Regions from separate parts of the Mus musculus genome. Here region 1 is linked to region 2. A link is a loop called in an ENCODE intact Hi-C map of the cell type or tissue named here. Cell type or tissue: left cerebral cortex. All regions are shown on one strand.

What was found. Hi-C counts contacts between places; a loop is a spot of excess contacts. Peaks named below come from ENCODE experiments on the same cell type or tissue, not always from the same donor. Only the 100,000 strongest peaks of a DNase experiment are listed, where the experiment ranks them.
Region 1: a loop joins it to region 2, with 3 times the contacts of the local background. A loop is called at or near these places in 4 of 42 quality-filtered maps.

What each region holds. Positions count from the first base shown.
Region 1 is chr5:99,598,584-99,601,083 of GRCm38, reverse strand. All of the region lies in intron 1 of A930011G23Rik (RIKEN cDNA A930011G23 gene), which reads left to right. Among named protein-coding and RNA genes, the nearest start is that of 4930405H06Rik, 14 kb to the left of the region's middle. In left cerebral cortex, a CTCF peak has its summit at 2,393; DNase peaks (open chromatin) are centred at 1,433 and 2,316; H3K27ac peaks cover 731 bases.
Region 2 is chr5:99,898,740-99,901,239 of GRCm38, reverse strand. No RefSeq gene overlaps it. Among named protein-coding and RNA genes, the nearest start is that of Vamp9, 6.3 kb to the left of the region's middle. In left cerebral cortex, a CTCF peak has its summit at 959 (motif pointing right); a DNase peak (open chromatin) is centred at 972.

The sequences.
Region 1 (2,500 bases), 300 kb after region 2:
AGCTCAGCTTATCAACCATACCTTTCCTGTCTAAAAGAAATACTCTAGCCCACGAAAACCCAACAAGGCCTGACACTCTTCTCCTGCCCTGTACTCCTTTTCTTTATAGCATCCATCACCCCCTGACGGGCTGTTTGTTGACTTGGCCTCTTGTTTATTGTCCCTTTCACTAGAGTGCTTGATTTGCTTACTGCTATGATTCCCAATTCTGCATTAGTGCTCTGGATGAAGGAGTCACTTCACGGTTGTCAAAGTGAGCTCTCAGGCCAAATTCAAGTTCTAGATGCCTGGTTGTCGGTTACATGCTCTCCACAGTGGGCGCTCTCAAGGAGAATGTCAACGGGGAAAGTCTGGACCAGCCAGTTTTCTATGACTGTGGGCTTGATTTCTTTTAGGAAGGATAAATTTGTAAATTTATTGAGTTTGTCTGAATCCTTCCTTGTCAAAGTGGGGGTGCTGGGTAGTGAGCGCCACCTAGGAGCACATGGGAAATATAGAATTTCAAGGTTCCCAACCTACTTAATTAGAATGTGCATTTTAATATATGCGATTCCTCTGCACAGTTAAAGCTTGAGAACACGAACAGTTCTTAATCTACCTGATATAGACTCTTGACCTTGCCACTGCTATTGGAAATCATGGTAAAGGATGGGGTTTTAGTGTAGTCCTACTATTACTCCTTTTGTAAGTCTGAAAGTAGATATGAATTTTTGAGTCAGTCACTTAATCTGTAGGTTTCTAAGTTTTCGGTCAATTTTTCCCTCTTTGGGAGGGGGCAATTGGTGTGTGTGTGTGTGTGTGTGTGTGTGTGTGTGTATTCAAGCATGCACCAAAGCAAATTTGTAGATGTCTTCAATCCCACCCTTCTCCCCTTCTCCACAACCTAATTTTATAGTTATCTGTAGAGCTTCTGATAGACAAGTTGACCTTCCCAGGAAAATGGGGACCATATTCTATTTGAAGGGAGTGGCCCCTCGCTCTGAGAGTATGTCAGAAGATGTGTCAGCTGAATTAAGAATAGTTATCTGAATTCTTACCTTGTGCATGCAAAGTATGATATCTTAAGTTTATTTAGTTCTAAGGACAACCTGGTAAGATGAGAGTGGAAGGGGTCAGTCATCTGTCAAGGTCACCAGTTACCAAATGGAGAAAGTGGAATGCCAGCCTGGGTGCCTGACTATCCTAGGGCTTATTATGTGCTTCATCGTTTTGGAGAAAGGACCTTGAGGATTTTCTACTAGAGAGAAACCCATCAGTGGATCTCGCTGGAGAAACAAACCAGGGTGTATGGAACCTGAGCTGTGTGATCGAGCTCTGTCCCTTCTGAGACTCCTCTTTTAGCCTTTTGATAAGGAAAGCTGCCAGGGCCGTGTTCTGTTGCGGAGACCATCCAGAATGATTAATAAGCTGCATTTATTATTCACTGTAACTGCTAACAAGTAGAACGACACAAGGCTGTTAAAATAGCACTCAACCCACCCTCAGGAAATCATTAACATGCATGCAAAGAAGGCAGCACGAAGCAGGAATGCCAGTGACTTGGCGAGCAGAGGTGGCAGAACTAGGAGTCGATTGTGTGTGTGTGTGCACATGCGCGTATACACACACACACACACACACACACACGTTCATTGTCTGCTTGTGCTAGATGTTTTACATATATTATCATATCTCGTCTTTATAGCACATAAATCTGGTGGGATCATTCCCTCTGTTTTACAAAAGGTTTAGAGCTAAGTGCTTGCCCCACGTGTGACAGTTAAATTATTAACCCACAGAAGCAGGTTTCCATGAGGTTCCTGGGGCTCCCAGGTTTGACTTCTTCCCAATTTAGCGATCTGAAGAAAGATGGAGAGGTATTAATGATGATATTTTAAGGCTATTAGAAATAGGGATTTTGTCTCATTATATTTATTTATTTTTTTTAAAGCAGATACTTCCCCATCTTACTTACAATGATGCTGGTGCCACCATCTCTTGGTTCAGACTAGATAATCACAGTAGATGTGAACTTAAATGGTTTCAAAGGCATTCATGGCTCTCTAAGAAACTAAGAGTGGTGAGAAGTTGGTATACCCATGCCAGGCACACCATCCATTGCATGCCCAGTCTTGGTGGGAGAGTCGCATGTTCACTTTATTCCAGGGAAGGCTTGGCTTCGCTCCGAGGCAGGCTAGGGTATACATATACACACATAAGCCTATAATAGTTCAGGCTCCACCCTCCTGATGAAATCAGATTTCTTGGCTTCATTCTAGAGATTCTGAAGTCCTGCAGGAGAGAAGAATCTTTTTTTTTACTTAACAAATGCATAGCGATATGCACAGTCCTGAGCATCTGGGCCTCTCAGTCACCTCAGAAGCATGCTGGCTTCTGCATGCGACAACATGGTTTTCACAGCCTTTAATGAGGCAGCTCCAGGAACTGCAAGGGAATCCGCAACAGCAGATCGAGTGCCTCCCACTATATCCAGTTTCAACCGGTGCGGCTCCTCCCTAAA
Region 2 (2,500 bases):
TCCTAGTCCTCTGGTCACCCTCCTCGGATCTTTGGCATTCCCTTCAATCCCCCTAGACATAGCCTCACTGTTGGGGTGGTCAACAGCGAAGGGCCAATGTTTAGATGCTCCAGCCATCCCAGAATGACATAGTGTTGAAGAAAGTAACTGGTAAGATGCCATTTACAATGAAATACTTTAAAATAAGTATTAGTGGATAAAAACTGTTTCCTGCTTTTCCATAACAAATACCTGTTCTGTTCCTGAATTTCTTAAATAAAAAAATAATTAAAAAAATACCATTATGGGAATGGGCTGTAGGCAAGCCTGTAGGGCATTTTTTAAAAATCAGTGATTGATGGGGGAATGCCCAGTCCATTGTGGGCGGTATCACACCTTAGAGCTCTCTAAGGCAGGCTGAGCAAGCCATGGGAAGCAAGCCAGGAAGCAGCACCCCTCCTTGGATCTCGGTGTCAGCTTCTGCCTCCAGGTTCCTACCCTGTTGGATTTCCTGGCCTCACTGCTTTGATGATGAACTGTTACATGGAACTGTGAGTGAAATGCCACCAGCCTCCAAATTGCTTTGCATGGTGTTTCATCACAGCAACAGTAACCGTAACAAAGACAGGTGTGAAAGGGAGTGCAATAGGTTAGGTGTGCCTGGGTTTTAGGCAGACGCTGCTTGAGTCTATGTACAGAGGTAAGCAGGTGACCCAAGGTAAAGGAAATGAAGGTAGAAATCCAGGTTTTATCCTGCTTTTGGGGTTACGTGTAGGCTTAGGTGTGGAATGAATGCTTTAAAAGTACAGTGATTTATCAACCTCCCCTAACACCATTTAAAAAGCTAGAGAAAAGGTTGAGTTCCATCTTTGCCGGGAAGTATAGTCAAATGTAAGAGACGTGGCAAGCAGTGCTGAGGGTCACCCAGTGCTGGCATTTATTTCACTGTAGTTGCTTTAAGCTGTAGTCGGGCTATGTCAGAGCCAGCAGAGGGAGCACCGTGCATAGCTTTGAAGCAAACTGTAGCTCTGCCGGGGAGAACCCAAGAAGCCCTCCAGGGCTTTTATCCAGGAGAGCAACTGAGCTCTGGGGGAAGATGGCCCCTCAGTTATGTTACCTTCTGTGCTCATTCGGGACAGACCTTAGGTCAGCCACACTAAAAGGTCCCCATGTGCCACCTTGCTCTCTCCCTGCTGCTTTCTTTTGTCTAGTTGGTTACTTGGCTTAGACTTAGGGGATGGATGCTGTGAGTGTTCCAGAATAACAGGCAGTAACCAGGAGCCTTGACTCACCATAGTAAAGCCATTTGCACATCCTGAAGGGAGGCAGAGAGGGCTGAGGCTAGTTCTTCAGTGCATTAGGAATTAAAGAGGCAACTGAACTGGACAGGAAGTGCAGGAGTGGCTCGGGAATGCTCTCTCCTGCTTCATTGTCTTCCACAAGCACAGCTCAGCTCTGTGGCGAGTAGATGTCTCCAAACATGCAGATCCTAAAATGACCAGAGTTCCATATCTATCTATCTATCTATCTATCTATCTATCTATCTATCTATCATCTATCTATCTATCTATCTATCTATCTATCTATCTATCTATCTATCATCTATCTATCTATCTATCCATATTCCTTCCGTCCTTACTTCCTATCTATTTGTGATACTAAGATGTTAATTAATATTGTATGGGGATAAATTTGTTACCATATAAATGTAAATGTTTACTAAATTATGGAACAGATTTCTTTGTCTTCCTTCCTCTCTGGCTTTTAGTATCTCAGGGATATTTTATTCAAGAAAAAATTGGCTGCGTCTCTATGAAGAGTGAACTCTGTGGCATTCTGATTTGTTCTAGTTCCTCCCAGTACTTTCCAGCCACTATTAGAAACAACAATGACAAGCTTCAGGGAAGCCTGTCAGCCACCAGATGATGAAGAGTGAGTCTGAAACTCTCTCTCTGCACACACATGTCACACATGTGATGCCAGTACACGGGAGGCTGAGGCAGGAAGTTCAGAGTCAACTCAGGTGACATAAGAAGACCCTGTCTCAAAAGCAAACCAAGCACAAAGCAACCCAGGCAAAACACACTATATAAGCTTGATGCATTTCTAATTCAGTGCTAGAAATGGGGAGGAGACCATTGTCCAATGGCCATTGTTGTTGTAGGCAAGTATTTTTACTTTGTGGAAGCCATCAATGTGGCAAACACCAGATGAACAAGAAACTGAAGAAGGGCAGCTGTAGCCTGAGCTCTGTGTGCTGGACGTGTTCTTGGACAGTGCTGTCCTATTTCTGGCACTGTCGCTGCTTGTGTGGACAGATGGACAGAGAGTCTGCTGAGAAAAGGGCGGACATAATCCTGAAGCCTCACCTCTGGCTTCACTTAAGATCTCTGCACTTCTAAAGAGGACACGGAGACAAGGAGTATAGGTCTTACAGAATGACTTCACAAAAGGCACTAAGTCCTGCACATGGAGCCGGGGATCTGAGTGCAAGCGTTTTCACATTATTTTAACTTTATTT